Linked DNA regions of Homo sapiens: region 1 is linked to region 2. The links are chromatin loops, found by intact Hi-C in ENCODE. Cell type or tissue: MCF 10A. All regions are shown on one strand. Links, peaks and the distances in the headings refer to the core of each region. The heading gives the core; the rest is flanking DNA. Region 1 overlaps SYT1 (synaptotagmin 1). Region 2 overlaps SYT1 (synaptotagmin 1).

Region 1 (8,348 bases), core at 143-8,142, 220 kb after region 2:
TGGAGTGCAGTGGTGCGATCTTGGCTCACTGCAACCTCCATTTCGCAGGTTCAAACGATTCTCCTGCCTCAGCCTCCTGAGTAGCTGGGACGACAGGCACGTGCCACCATACCAGGCTAATTTTTGTATGTTTAGTACAGACGGGGTTTCACCTTGTTGGTCAGGTTTGCCTCAAATTTCTGACCTCGTGATCCACCCACCTTGGCCTCCCAAAGTGCTGGGATTAGAGGTGTGAGCCACCACTCTCGGCCTGTATGTCTTCTTTTGAGAAATGTTTATTTAGTCCTTTGCATACTTTTTAATGGGATTATTCCTTTATTTTTTCTGTTTAGTTGTAACAAAGTCTTTAATAACAATTTCTAATAGGAAGAAAACTCACTCTGGTTAACCACACTCCATGGTATTGCAGCATTTAACTATAGAAACTCAAAAGAAACAAAACGTGATCCTTAACTCAAAAGGAATAAAAAACTTCAACTAAATTATCATAGCTCCATACATGTATAGCTAACTTCCTGCCTCCTCTGTCTTCTCTTTACTCGAATTAACCACATTCTTTCATCATACTCATATTCCTATTAGTTTTTCATATTTCTGATTTGTAAAATGGGCTGTTCAAAGTGATTTATTGTTCTTAACTTTCCATAGAAAAACAGTCAAAATAAATATATTATCAGTATAGATTTGTTTTAGAAATTGAATTTTATGGCATTTGCATTTTTAATGTCAGTGAATATATAAGTTGACTCATTGATGGTCTTCTATGTGTTAGCACTTGGCTTATAACACATCTGATTATACATGCTGTCTTATTAGCTTAAAACTTAATTAAATTGTATATGAAAATTAAAGTTCAATCAAGCATTTCAGAGACCCAAAATTTTCTCTGAAGAAACCTAGGATTGATCAGAACATAATTGTGGAAGTCCCTAAAGTACATCATCTCTAAGGAGCTTCCCATATGTAATATTTTCTGATTTTTAAGTTATCACAACACACACACACAAAACAAACAAACAAACAAACAAAAAAACCCTTGTTGAAGGAATAAGGGACAGAGTTATGAAAAACACTGAAAAAAATTTAACAAGTTTTAAGAATTTAGAGTTAGACCTTATAGGGCCACCACCCTCTCTAAAAAAACTTTATAGATTAAGGGAAATACCTAATGTAGATGACTGGTTGGTGGGTGCAGCAAACCACCATGGCACATGTATACCTATGTAACAAACCTGCACATTCTGCACATGTATCCCAGAACTTAAAGTATAATAAAACAATGGGCAAAGAAAAAAAAAAAAAGAAAACACACATGCACACATTTGCATGTTAGCAGAAGTTCCTTTATTAAAAAAAAGAAATTGAGTAGCAGAAAGAAGTGAAATAATTTGCACAGAGTAACTCAAAAAATGGTTGTAATGCAGTGGGATTACAATTTACTTCCAAATCCCTGTTCAATGCCCTGTCTCATGCTCAACTGGATTGAATATCACTATTATAGTGTTTATTTGTTTTGCTTTTGCCCTGTAGATGTGTGTTAAGAACTATGAAGGGACTGAGGTTCTGACCTACTTGTAAGCTAACAAGTTAGCCTGCTATAAATTCATGGAGGCTAGCAGAAGACATGAGACTCCTGGTTCAAAGACAAAGGACCAAATTATTTATGACATAACAAGCAGCATGAGCTTTATATTTGTGCAAGTTCCCCTTGACACCCCAAGTCCCAAATCCCATGCGGGTAATTATGGCATGGCCCAAGCAGATGATGTTCACATAATGGGTTGAAGTTAGAACTGAGAAATCCTAGTCTTAGAAAATCCAAATCTTACAAAAGATGCAAACAAATAAACTTGATCTTTGCTCCAAATTTCTAGCTTCCAAAGCTCTTTGCCATACAAAATTTCTTGAATATATTATCTGGAATCAAGGCAGACAATTCCTGTGCTCTCAAGATGTTTGGAAACAGACATCCATGGAGAACTGCTTATGAACAATACGATGGTGAGACTCAGAGAGTTTAGAGATGGTGGACAATATAATGCATAGGATGGCAAATGATATTAAGAAGGTAGTTATTATTCCTCGATTAACTGTGTGTTCCAGTTTGCTCATAGAAAAGCCTGGACAAAGCCTGCTATAGATCAACTAATACTTTTAAATTTGTTTTAGCACCTCCTCTCTCAAAAGTGTCTCATATGAATACATATATAATCACTCAGTTACAGCTCACTGTGAAAAAACACTTTATTCCTGAAAAAATATTCTTTCCAGATGAGCATAAAAATTATTCTTTGGTGGCTATAACTGTATACCCCAAATACCTGCTGAAACTTAGCAAATTTTCCATGTTTTTATGTACAATGAAAAAAGTTTACTTGCTTTTATAAAGGTTTCTGATAAAGATCTGCAAACTTTTAATCTAAAAATGTTACTTTTTTTGTATATGTGTAATTCTCTCCATCTGGCCATTTGCAGAGGTCTTTACCATTTTCAAAATAATACATCTCTGTAAATGTTTATAATATACCCATATTTGAATCATCTTTGTTACAACTTTACATTCCATGGAAGCACTATGACTTAAATGGAATTTTATACATTTATACTTAGATTTACTATATTAAAAGCCACCGCCTCCTCCCCAACCCTGATTTTCTGGTTCTGGTTTGATGATAAAAGGTACTGGTAAGTCTCTTGATTTAAAATGCAAAATTTAACTCAGAGATTCTTAACCATTTTGAACTCTTAGCACACTTTCAAGTACTAAGTCTTTGCTGACACTCATACTTAGTGGGGTTAAAATACTCAAATATGGTGAATTAGACAGCAAATTTTGCAAAGTAATCCCTCCTAGATTACATCAATATTTCTACAAAGCTTTAGAAAATTGCATCCATGGTCAATACACTACTCAATTGATCTTCTTTCAACAGTGACTCTTCCTTTCAGTATAACTTTTATCAGCTTGACTGTGCTCTTTCATAGACCCATGAGGGAAAGTTTTATGGGTCTATTGAGCATTTGATCTTTCTTTGGCTTAGCATGCATCTATGCCTTTTATCTTCTGCTCATAGCAAACTGTGTTCTGTTTTCCATTGCATCTCATAGCCTTTCTGCTGAAAATATCATCTGATGAGCATCACCTTAATAGCATGTGTATTTAGTATTAGCAAAAATGAATTTATACATTGCTAAAATAAAAGCATAATAAAACAAAAATTGCAAAGGCTTTATGAGTCATGCCACACCAATTATTGCAGTCCTTTGGTTAACCACGCATTTTTAAAAATTTTCACCAAAGTACACATAAAGCTAAAGGAGAGGGAAGGGATACCATCAGGAGGGTCTAGGGGACTGTAACCCAAGGCCATGCTCCTCTAACATAAAATGACACTGATTCTTTAAGGTTTTGTTCTATAAAATATAAATATATATTTTTTGTTTTGTCTTATATCTACACTTTTTGAAACACAAACACAAAATTCTAGTAAGAATAGCATATAGAAATCATGTAGAAATCAAAAGTGTTCAGGGAATTACCAGTAAGTCCAGCTTGGCTCAAGGAGTAGGAAGAACTGACAGGAAGAGAAGTTAGTAAGGTAAGTATGATAATAATGGATTTTTAAAATTAATTTATTTTTTATTATACTTCAAGTTCAGGGATACATGTGCAGAACGTGCAGGTTTATTACATAGGTATACACGTGCCATGGTGGTTTGTTGCACCCATCAACTCAGTAATGGGTTTTTATGTTCTATAAAGAAATTGGGATTTTATCAAATTTTGCAGGGGCATGTTGATGATTTTAATAGGGTATCAACAAAATCAGAAGTTCTAGGAAAATCTGCCAGGTTTTCCTTGCAACTTGAGTGCACCATGCCTGAAAAGCATAGACTTTAAACATAAGTGTGTTCAGCTGTAACTCAGAAGAGGAAGGGAGTTCCAAGATTTGTTCTTTCTATCTACGTGTCTGTCTATCTATCTATGTATCTATCTATCATCTATCTATCTGTGTATCTTTTTTTGTTTGTTTGTTTGAGACTGAATCTCATTCTGTCACCCAGGCTGGAGTGCTGTGGCTCACTGCAGCCACAACCTCCTGGCTCAAACAGGTGCTCCCACCTCAGCCTCCTAAGTAGCTGGGACTACAAATGTGAGCCAGTACACCTGACTAATTTTTTCATTTTTAGAGAGACACGGTCTCCTTATGTTGCCCAGGCTGGTCTTGAACTACTGGGCTCAAGAGATCCTCCCCGTCTTGGCCTCCCAAAGTTCTGGGATTATAGGTGTGAGCCACTCTGCCCAGGCTATCTTTCTATCTATCTAATCTCTCTATCTAATTATCCATCTATGCACCCTTATATGTTTTTATCTCTGTGTCCATCCACCCACCTACTTATCCACTCATCTATATTATGACTGTTTCTGTTTTTCTGTCTACCTAATTCATCCATCATGCATTTATTTACCTATCTACCCATCTATCTATCTATGATCTTTTTTATTATCAGCACAGGCATTCCATTTCCTAAACAGCTGAATTTAAACAACATTAAACAATATTAATCAACTTCTCCAACTTGATCCAACATGCATTCCTAAAGAAGGTCCCCTTCTATTGCTTGAAATAAAGACAAAGTAACCATTGTTTTCTAGGACTCCTATGAGCTTTTCGTCTTCTGTGTGGCTGGATAAAGACAGCTGGAAACAGAAACAGTCACACAAATGCAGGATGTTGGCAGCACATGAAAACAACAGACATGTTGAACTGCTATGTGATAGTCATTTTCATGTTCACTATTCTGCTCAGGCCTTAAGACAACGTTGTTCAGTGCTTACTCATATTCTCACATCACTCCTCTGAGCTAGGTACTATCATTATTCCTATCTTACAACTGAGGAATCTGAGCTTTAGAAACATTAAGTAAGTTTCCCACATTCAGATGGCTGTTACCACCTACACTGGCTTCAAAACTCTTGCTCTTAAATATGACTAAGCTCTAGAACCACAATCTGTTTCGTAAGAACTGCCCATGTTTTTCACATCTTTTGCAACCAGTGCTATGTTAAGTCAAAGTCAGATTAAGTGTGGGCCAGTCAGGCATTTGCCAGAAAGCCAATGTGTGAAGGGCACTAAAATTTATTTTTGGAATGTTAGAAGATGGAGAAAATTGCATCTACTAGAGCTTGTTTATGCCTCTGGGAGGAACACTCTGATGAGCAACCTGGTTGAAGAGAGTGAAGCTCTAAAATTATGCTTAAGTAACAAATGCCACTTGTCTGCTTTCAGTGGAAGATCAGTCCAGATAATTCCTGGGTTTTCATTTTGTGGAATAAAATATGAAACTTTGGAGACACATTTTAACAGTGTGAGACAATAGACTAGATGCTGAGAGATGCTGCCAGAGACTCCCAAGTGTCTCTTCCTGGTGGGCTATGGTCCTACATAGGAGTCTCTCACCAATGTCAATGACATAAAATTGGAAACAAGCATGATGTGTTAATTCTCAAGTTGAAAGCCAGAGTTTTACTGAATTCAGTATAGACACCATAGGGTTGACAAATAAGCACAGAATTCACGTCACTGGTAAACCCTACCCTAATTTCAATCTTGAGTCCAAGACATAATAAGGGAGTCCCTACTCTCTAGTACCCCTTAAACCTGCTCACTTACTAATCCAGGACATCTAGGACACTGTCTTATTGTAGGTCTGAAAATAATTCTTACTAACACCATTTTGAGGTGTCCAGATAGATACTTTAAATGGGGTTATTTGACACTGCATATATAAATCCTCCAAAGTCGCTATTTCACTGGAGTTATTTAAGGGACAATTCTAGCATATTATTAAACACTTTTGGCCGGGTATGGTGGCTCACGCCTATAATCTCAGCACTTTGGGAGGCTGAGGTGGGTGGATCATGAGGTCAAGAGATCGAGACCATCCTGGCCAACATGGTGAAATCCCGTCTCTACTAAAAATACAAAAATTAGCTAGGTGTGGTGGCACATGCCTGCAATCCCAGCTACTCTGGAGGCTGAGGCAGGAGAATTGTTTGAACCCGGGAGGCAGAGGTTGCAGTGAGCCAAGATCGTGCTACTGCACTCCAGCCTGGCAACAGAGCGAGACTCCGTCTCAAACAAAAACAAAAACAAAACAAAACAAAACAAAACAAAAACCACTTTTATTAATGGCCATATATATGGGTTACATACTCAAGATATCAGCTATGTATTTTAAATGTGCTGATATTAATTTTTATCAGTTTCTGATACCTAATAATTAGGACTTTGCTCTTCCAGAAGATAAGTCTTTAATATTCACTTTTCAGTAATCACTGCATTACCATTGAAATAATTATTGCTGAAGTTTTCTGCCATGACATACAGTAGTGAAGCAAAGAAAATCCATGGTCTCATGGAGCTTACTTTCTAATGGACTGAGAACGACACTAAATAAACAGATGTTACATTGCAAGAAGTGCTCTGAAGAAAATAAAGAAAAAAACAAATAAGGAAAGTAGTGATTGATGAGCCGGGGAACTTACTTCCTGCAGAGGTTAGGAAAGTCTTCTTTGATAAGGAGGCCTTTGTGCAAAGACATGAAGAAACTTGGGGGCTACCTGTTCCAGGAAGAGTGAATGTTATTTATTCAGGAATGTGATATGCCTATTAGCAAGCTGCATATTGATATTAGAGCAGTCAAAGGAAAAATATAGTTTTTATATTTTAAATTTTGTGTAAATATGCTGAGAACTCTGAGCTCTTTTCTTTTTTTTTCTTTTTTTCTTTTTTTTTTTGACAGGGGCTTGTTCTGTTGCCCAGGCTGGGGTGCAGTGGTGCAATCACAGCTCAGTGCAGTCTCCACCTCCCAGGATCAAGCAATCCTCCCACCTCAGCCACCTCCCATGTGGCTGGGATCACAGGCACGAGCCTCTACACACAGCTAATTTTTTTTTTTTTTTTGTAGAGACAGTGAGGGTCGCACTATGTTTCCCAGGCTGGTCTTGAACTCCTGGGTTAAAGTGATCCTCCTGCCTTGGCCTCTCAAATTGCTGGGATTATAGGCACGTGCTACTGCGCCCAGCCTCTGAACATTTTTCTTTCTTTACAATGTTTGCCAAAGAAAAGTAAAGTTCTGAAGTAGCAAGAAGAAAACAGAAAAATAAATAGGTACGTTATTTTCCATTTGCACAGTTTTTAATGGATTCTACCCATTCTTTTGAGGATTCTATGATTTAACCTTCTGTGATAAAGCAATCTGCTGAGCCCTAAGATGCTTACCAAAAAATGGATGGATTATTCGTCATGAGAAATAAAAAGACGCAAGGATGCATATGTTATACTGTAGTCCTACCAAACCAAACCAAATCAAACCAAACCAAACCAAACCAAACAAAACCCACAAGAGCAGAGAATGGAAAAAAAAAATTTGACATTCCAATTTTTTCCCCATCTCTCAATTTCCCTCCTTTCTTTCCTGGTTTCCTCCAGTCTTTTTTCCCCTTCATTTCATTTGAAACAAATGAAGCTCTTCAGTTATACTCAAATTAGTCCATACTTGACTTTTTAAACCTTTATGGACTGGACATCTGACTAATAATATTAAAAAAAAGAGTAGAGATACAATTGTCTAGTTACCAAACATGAAATGACTTCATATATTGTTGTATATGTACAATACACACAACTACCACATGGAAGAGTCTTATTTTCTACTCATTTCCTACCATTTTTCTCCCAAAGAATCTAAGAATGTATCAGGTGATGATGACGATGAGGATGATGATAATGGCGATGGTGATGATGATAATGGTGATGATGATGATGATGATGATAATGGTGATGGTGATGATGATGATGGCAATGGTGATGATGATGATGATGGTGAGAGTAATACCCTGTTATTTATTGGGCACGCTTTTTTCCAGATTATCCATATATTATCTATATTCTACCTCACGACAAGCCAAAGAAGAGTCGTAAGTTGTAATCTCAGAAGATTATGAGTTTGGTATCATAGTCCCTTTTCAGATAGGATAATATGTGATATTCTGATTCTGAGAGCTTTGGTGGTATTGTCTCCAAGATCATACAGCAAGAAAGTTGCGAAGGGTATATTAAAACACTAGGCATCTATGTTCTTCCAATTACATCATGTTGGTGCTGGAGAATTTTTTCCCATGGCAGGCCACATAATTTTGAAAGGCAACCTACTTCTGGCTATGTTTAGGGCAGAGTCAAAATGTGTAAGTTACAGGATAGCTTTTAGAGGATGAATTTTGATCAGCTATTTGCAAGAGGTTTTTCTTTTTGACAATTTTAATGTGGCTTATTTCAGGAAAA
Region 2 (8,348 bases), core at 212-8,211:
CCTGGGAAACCCCTCAGTCCCAGGCAAGCCATGACCAGTGGCAACCTTAAGTCCATGTCATTGTCACTTCTGACCTAGACCTCTGTAATAGCCTCATAATAGCCTCTCTGCATCTCTTCTTGCTCCTTTCTAGTTTCCTTCTCACATAAAAGGCAGCATGATCCTTTTAAAATGGAAATCTGATCATGGGACAATCCTACTCAAAGCCCTTTGAGATCTTCCCTTTTTACTTAGAATAACATCTGTTCCTTACACTAAAAGGCCTGATATGATCTGCCCCCTTCGTATCCTACCACTGTTCTCCAGATTTCACTTCCTCTTTCCAAAACATGCCAAACACACTTCTATCTGAGGATCTTTGCATTGCTGTTCCTTCTGTCAGCAATATTCTCCTAGATACTGGTATGAATTGTTTCATTAGTTTATTCAGCTTTCTGCTTGCATGTTACCTCTTTAGGGACTTTTTCTGTGGCCACTCTATCTAATGTAGTCCAATGCAGTCCTAAACACAAACATTACCTCTCCTCTTGCCCTGCTTCTTTTTTGTCTTAGCACCCGTCATTACTTGACATTCTATTATGTCTATTTAGGTTTTCCTCACCAGAATATCAGATCCATAAGAGAAAAGACTTGTTTTTCTTACTGCTGTGTTCCCAGCATTGGAATAGTGTCTATGCCTACTGAATGAGAACATGCAGCTTTCTTACAACTGAATAAGTCAGGTTGGTCTTTTCAGCATCTTCATTTGTCATATGTTGAGTTCTCTGAGGAAGCAGACTCAGGCAGATTTTCAACATGAGGTTTATAGGGGTGTGTCCTTTAGATCAACCCCTCTTTGGGAGTGAGGGAATCAGGATTACACAGGTTGAGAAGTTGGGCTGTGATACAGTTACATCAAGACCTCAGTCAATTCTATGGGGAACTCTGGAGCTGGGAGAGTTCTTCAAAGATATTTGGAAATGGGGCAACAAGGATGAGATTTTATCATCCTGAATCCCCCAAACATTGGATGTGGGCTGCTCCTACATCTTGGGTGAGCATCTTTTCAGCTGAGGGTGATGCCAGGAAGGGGGAACTCAGTTATGAGCTATAAGCCATCAACACTCCTGACAGCCCAGTTAATAAATGCATTGGTCATGAAGATGGTACAAAGATTGGGAAGTTTGCTACAGCAATCACTATTTCTCTGTGAGCTATATTCCTTCCAGTTACCAGACTTTTGCTTAGTTGGAAAATCCATCTGCAATCCTTTATTCCCTTCTGCCTAATCAAATTACTCCTAACCATTAAGCCCTAGTCCATGTTCAAAAAAAAAAAAAAAAAGAAAAAACAAACACACAAACAAACAAAAAAACCTCCTTACTATTCTAGCCCACTTGGATTTCTGCTAGCAATTGCTTTATAGCTGGTAGAATGGTGCCTCGAGATTACTTTTTCCCTATTTATTTCTTACACGTGAGCTCAACTCACCTTAAACTCCAGAAGAGCAGGGACTATATACTACTTTTCTATGCCTAGCTCCAGGCACATAATAAAAGCTTCGAAATAATTGTCAGTTGACTGTATTGAAATGAGGTCCTCACCAGTCATCTGCTTTGTAAATAGCACTGATGTTAGTGCTTTAACAACAGTGTCTCCATTTTAATCCAGTCAAGTAACGAATTTTGTTTGGAGCTCCTCCTTTGTACCTAGTGCTATGGACACTGTCATATTAGCCCTGTCATGAAACTAGAAACAAAACCATTTCTGGAGGTATAGCTTTTATAAGATAATTTCAAGACCCTGTAGGGTTGCAGCCAACACATGAGTGCTTTTGCTGGTGTGATTATCTCATGAAGGGGCCTTATTACTATTAGGAATTTCAGCTTTATGTGTAATTTATTTTAGTCAATTGCCTTGATCACTAGGTGGAAACTGCCAGTTAGTGTTAGAAAAGTTCCAGCTGTGAGATTCAGAGAAATTTACCTGCTCTTTTAGAATATACAGCTGACAATCAGAAGGCAGCTTTGTTCTGAGCAGCTTGATAATTTCATTATTTTTAAAAAAATGCAGCCATTGAATAGACACAAATTAATGATTTACTAGACAACGACAAAAATACCTTTCCTTTTTGAAAAGCATTATAGATAATTAGAACAGAGGTCATCTCCAATGGATAAATAAAAAGCTTGATTTAAAATGAATATTTATTTAATGGCTCTGTAGCCCCATACATCGTTTTATGTGGAAAAAGATGGGTTCATTTTAGTGACCTTTGCAAATGGGGCTAAGTTCATACATTTGATGGAAACACTGTACTCTTGAGTGAGTTTTTCAAAAGTACCTGAATTAATGCTGTGACATTTTAAAAGGACATTCTATTTATGTTAATTGTAAGAAGATTTTTCTATGTGTTAAATTGGCAACAGATTCTTTGATGAGTAGATGGTTTTTCTCTGAGGTTGGGAGTCTTGTTTAGAGGTGACATACAAATGGAGACCCAATTATCTCTCAAATGAAAATTCAGACCATTTGCATAGTCCCCATTAGTAAAAATACTAAAACAGTCTTCACTTATATGAAGGACAATGTTAGGTTTTTAATTTTAATAAGATAATATGTGGCTTTAAATATATCTTTTGGGTGGTAGCATTTTTCAACTTCATTTTATTCCTGCATTACTCTCATACTCCTGAAGTATCTGCCAAATCGGTATTTACATCTAATGGACCAGATGGTCACAGTGTGAAATGTTGCTGTGTAATGTGTTCAGGCTAGAAAGACTGAATCTGGCCTAGTCTACAAATGTATAGTAAATTGTTCAGGTGAAAGAGAGTGTATCTTTGGATGCTTATTCTTTAGGCATACTCTGTAACTCATTGGTTTATATTCGTTCATTTCTTATTAAAAAATAATTACTGAGTTCCACCACAGACTCTTCTAGGTTCTAGTCTAGGCTCTATGGATACCTAGATGAGTAAAAATATAATGCATTGACTGTACTACAGAAGTGGCACAAATGCTATAGGAGGTGAAGATTGAAACCTTCCAGGGTCTAGTAACTAAGGAGAGGGGGACTTTAGAGATTTATTCCCTCAATAATCGTTATAAATTTCTGCAAGCCACCCCAAATGCATGTTCTTTGTAAAACCAATGTGCTGGCCATGCAAATGTAGCTTTAAGACAAGCCTTCTAGTTTTCCCCTTTTAACCAGAGCTGGTGTCTGTGGGAGGAGGAGGAGGGCAGGGGACATATAGGTGTCCTGGAGGAGCGGTTACCTGAGCTGAGATAAGGAAGGTTCGGCAGGAAGTCAGGATGAACCCTGTCCACAAGAGGGCATGAGTGTTCTAGGCACAGGAATGCATGTACACAGTACTATACCCCTTGAACAGCTTAAACCAAGTTACTCTTCTGTAAGTGTAAAATTCATGTAATTTAATTGAAAATGGATTTCCACTTTATGATTTAGAAATTCAAAATTTCCTCATGATGTCCATAATTTATATTTTGATTAACTGATACACTTGTGGTCCCATTAGAAATAATAATTCACAGAAAAGCAGATATTCTGATGTGATCAAAATAAGGATGAAAATAGAAAATCAAAATGCTTCTTAAAAGTGACAGTAGGCCGGGTGTGGTGGCTCATGGCTGTAATACCAGCACTTTGGAAGGCAGAGGCGGGCAGACTGCTTGAGCCCAGGAGTTTGAGACCAGCCTGGGCAACTTGGTGAAATCCTGTCTCTACAAAAAAATACAAAAAAATAGCCAGGTGTGGTGTGATGCGTGCCTATAGCCCCAGCTACTCAGGAGGCTGAGGTGGGAGGATTACTTGGGCCCAAGAGGTGGAGGTTGCAGTGGGCAGAGATCGTGCCACTGTAGTTTAGCCTGGGAGACAGAGCGAGACCCTGTCTCAATAACAAAAACAAACAAAAAGTGACAGTAAAGTACAGTATAGAGTGGTGGAAAGAGCACTGGACCACCATGTGTATTCATTCACTATTTTTTGGTATAACTGATATTTATTGGGTACCTCCTCTGTGCCAGGCACTGTTCTAGGCACTTGGGCACAGTGGTCAGTAAGACACGCAAAGTCAACAAAATAACAGTAAAATAAAAGGCATGTTTGGTGAGGTATGTGCTGTGGAAACATGTAAAGTAGGTGGGGAATAAGGATAGCAATTTGAAACAGGAAGTTCAGGGAATGTCTGTATAAGAAGGATTTGAAGGAGGTGAAATGTGGTCAACTGCTTAACCATCGGGATCCACCTTCCTTGTCTTTATAAAACAGGTCTGGATAACACAGTCCTGAAGGTTCTTCTGGCTGGGAAATCATATATTTCCATGATTTTACTTTATTAGAGCTACCTGTCTAGTTTTTCTCTCTGTTTTACTGGACTGAACTAATAAATGGGTGTTTTAAGCCACGGAGTTTGTGGAAATTTGCACATGTAGTCGAAACCAGTAAATGCACTCAGTTCTTTTTCTCTATCCTTTCCCTCTCTTCTTTAGTTATCTTCATTGCAGATTTCATAAGATAATCCATTGGAGTATGAGAAGACAATATTAGACCTTCTATTTATATTTACTTTTATCCCATATTTTCAAAATTGTGTTTCATTTATATGTTTTATAAAACACATCATATATTGGTATAGCACAATATATATATGATTTATAGAAAGACAGAAATATTGGGAGTATGTGCCAAATATTTTATTACTGACAAAAGACAAAATAACATTTGAGATCTTTCTTTCAACATTAAAATATGCTTAGAAGATTCCTCAGTGACTTTGTAACAACATGGACTCTATAGTCAGGCTACTTAGGTTCAATTCCCAAGTCTGCTTCTTATTACCTACTAAGCCTCAGGCAATGTACTTTCTCTTCTGTGCCTCACTTTTCTAATCTCTAAAATGGAAGAATAGTGATGGAGTCAGTAGAATTACATCAGTTAGTATGTAAAAAAGGAGTTAGAAGAGTTCCTGGCTCACAAAATGTACTGTGTGAGTGTTCGCTATTATCATAACAAAATTCCTATTTCAACTATCCTCTTTTCTACATGTGCCATGTCTCTCTGCTCCTTTGCACAGCCAAATTTCTTGAAGAAATTGGTTACAATCACTGTCCCCATTTTTTCATGTTCCATTGATTTCTCTCTCCATCATTTTATTAAAATAGTTGCTACTAAGATTTCAAATGACATCCATATTACCGAACCATTAATATTTTGCAGGTCTCATTTCCATGAACTTTCAGCAGAATTTATTGACTCCCTTTCTTTCCTTGGATTCTATAATACAATGATTTCCTGATTTTAGTTTCTCTGCCTCCCTGGCCACTCACTCTTGGTCTCCCTTTGCAGGGTGTAGTTATAACTAACTTCTTTTCTTCATAAACTAATCTTATCCCAGTATATGGTTTTAGTTATAATATGGAAGTGATTCTCCAGTTTGTATCTCTAGTTTAGATATTTTCTCTAAGCCCCAGACTTTTATATCTAACTGTCCACTAGTCATTGAATATCTCACACTCGTTTTAGACTCGAATGCCAAAAACTGAATTTATGATCTTTCTTCTAAATCTGGTTCACTCGATTTCAACAAATGATATTAGCATCCAAGGGGTTGCTTAAGCCAGAAAACTGGGCATTATCACTGATCGTTGATCATTGACTTCTTTTGAGTTCTGATTTTATTTATCATAAAATCTCTCAATAAGTTCACTTGTTTCCATCCTTATAGTCTTCACCATGTGATCAAATAATCTCTCATATAGATTACTCCAATACCCTCTTAATTGGTTTCCTGAAATTTACTCTTAGAATACAATTGACAGAGTCACCTTTTAAATAACAGGCATCGTATCTCACTCCTATAATCCCCGCACTTTGGGAGGCCAAGGAGGGCGAATAGCTTGAAACCAGGATTTTGAGACCAGTCTGGGCAATGAAGCCAGACTCTATCTCTACAAAAAACAAAAAAATAGCCGGGCATGGTGGTGCATGCCTGTGGTTCCAGTGACTCAGGAGGCTGAGGCAGGAAGATCAGTTGAGCCCGAGAGTTTGAGTCTTCAGTGAGCTATGATTGTGGCACTGCACTCCAGCCTGGGCAACAGAGCAAGACCCTGTCTCTAAAAAACAAAACATCAAAAAACCAAATCTTAAAATCCTTAAGTAGGTCTCCTATCTCTCTTGAGTTAAAAGGCCCAAATTCTTATGATCATTTAGAATAATCTTCAAGTTCTATTTCCTACTTATTCCTCTGCCTCATCAAATGCCTCTTTCTCCCTCTGCGCAACAGCCACAAGGGGAAAGCCTTCTTTATATCATTAACTGTGCCACGCCACCTACACTTTCAGAGGCTTCACATAAACAGTTCCTTTTGCTTGACATTCTGCCCTCTTGCCACCCTCCCGTTTACTTAGTTAACTTTCACTCATCTTTCACATCTTTCTGAATGACGAGGCGGGTGGATCACGAGGTCAGGAGATCAAGACCATCCTGGCTAACACGGTGAAACTCCGTCTCTACTAAAAATACAAAAAATTAGCTGGGCATGGTGGCGGGTGCCTATAGTCCCAGCTACTTGGGAGGCTGAGGCAGGAGAATGGTGTGAACCTGGGAGTTGGAGCTTGCAGTGAGCTGAGATCATGCCACTGCACTCCAGCCTAGGCAACAGAGCGAGACTCTGTCTCAAAAAAAAAAAAAAAAAAAAAAAAAAGAATGAATGTATTTATTAAGTATTCCACTCTGGCAGAGACTGCCAGAGTCTCTGTAGTTTACCAAAAGTCCACGCTCTTCTTCCTGAGAACACAGCTAGACTACATTTCCCAGCCTTTCTTGTAGTTAGATGTGGTCTTGTGATTGGGTTCTAGCTAATGGAATGTGAACAGAAGTGATGTGCACCACTCCTAGACCCAGTCCCCCAGAACTCCTACCCATGATTTTTTTTCTTTTCTATGTCTGTGATAGTGACCTCAGAGTGACCTTGGAAGCTACATGCTGAAATGCTGAAGATGGCAGAGGTTCAGTGAGACAGGATCCTTGAAGATTTAATAAAGCAGAGCCCTACCTGCCAAGACTTCTCTTTTGCAGAACCCATTACGTGTTTGGGCCTATTTGTTATTGTAGCCTAGCCTGAAATAATTAATACTAATAATAAATAAATGACTTCTAAACAGTGTTTTCAGAAGTATAATTAGTGATCCACTTAAAAATCTGTGGTTTGTAGAAAATGAGTAAAGCTTAGTCTTATATGTCAAACCCTTATGTTGGGTTTTCAATATGCCAGTCATGCTACAAAGAACTAGAAACAAAGGATGATTAAAACATGTCTTTGCCCTAAGAAGCTTTTTCAATGCTGGCATGAACAGGCATATAAACAAAAATTCAACATAAAATTGTAGGTGTCATTATAGAAACATGTATTAGGAAGGACCACTATAGAGAAAGTAGAGGAATTTGTAAATAATTACTACTGTGACTTTTTAGTGGAGAGTAGGGAAAAGTGAATTCCAAAAGTGTCCTTGTCAAAAGATTCTTTATGCTATAGTGTGCTGAGGTACTTGAAATTCTACCATTTATTACCTTTAGCTAAAGCTTTAGATCTCTATGGGTCCTTTAAAACAATATGAAACACTGTTTCACCCCCTAATGGGCAACATGGCATCCATCATGGTATGAAATTGTAGTTGGCCAGAGGGCAATCAGGCAAGGGAAAGAAATAAAGGGTATTCAATTAGGAAAACAGGAAGTCAAATTGTCCCTGTTTGCAGATGACATGATTGTATATTTAGAAAACCCCATTGTCTCAGCCCAAAATCTCCTTAAGCTGATAAGCAACTTCAGCAGTCTCAGGATACAAAATCAATATGCAAAATCACAAGCATTCTTATACACCAATAACAGACAAACAGAGAGCCAAATCATGAGTGAGCTCCCATTCACAATTACCACAAAGAGAAAAAAATACCTAGGAATCCAACTTACAAGGGATGTGAAGGACCTCTTCAAGGAGAACTACAAACCACTGCTCAAGGAAATAAAAGAGGACACAAGCAAATGGAAGAACACTCCATGTTCATGGACAGGAAGAATGAATATCATGAAAATGGCCATACTGCCCAAGGTAATTTATAGATTCAGTGCCATCCCCATCAAGCTACCAATGACTTTCTTCACAGAATTGGAAAAAACTACTTTAAAGTTCATATGGAACCAAAAAAGAGCCCGCATTGCCAAGACATCCTAAGCAAAAAGAACAAAGCTGGAGGCATCACACTACCTGACTTCAAACTATACTACAAGGCTACAGTAACCAAAACAGCATGGTACTGGTACCAAAACAGACATATAGACCAATGGA

Evidence for each region. A loop is a pair of places that touch in the nucleus more often than their neighbours do. Peaks named below come from ENCODE experiments on the same cell type or tissue, not always from the same donor. Only the 100,000 strongest peaks of a DNase experiment are listed, where the experiment ranks them.
Region 1: it touches region 2 in a loop (11-fold over the local background); 10 of 110 quality-filtered maps call a loop at or near these places.

What each region holds. Positions count from the first base shown.
Region 1 is chr12:79,124,072-79,132,419 of GRCh38, reverse strand. The region is part of intron 3 of SYT1 (synaptotagmin 1); the gene reads right to left. Among named protein-coding and RNA genes, the nearest start is that of SYT1, 260 kb to the right of the region's middle. In MCF 10A, for the core only: no CTCF peak of the experiment used is centred there; a DNase peak (open chromatin) is centred at 4,989.
Region 2 is chr12:79,340,017-79,348,364 of GRCh38, reverse strand. All of the region lies in intron 8 of SYT1 (synaptotagmin 1), which reads right to left. Among named protein-coding and RNA genes, the nearest start is that of MIR1252, 75 kb to the left of the region's middle. In MCF 10A, for the core only: CTCF peaks have their summits at 3,120 and 3,319 (motif pointing right); a DNase peak (open chromatin) is centred at 3,314.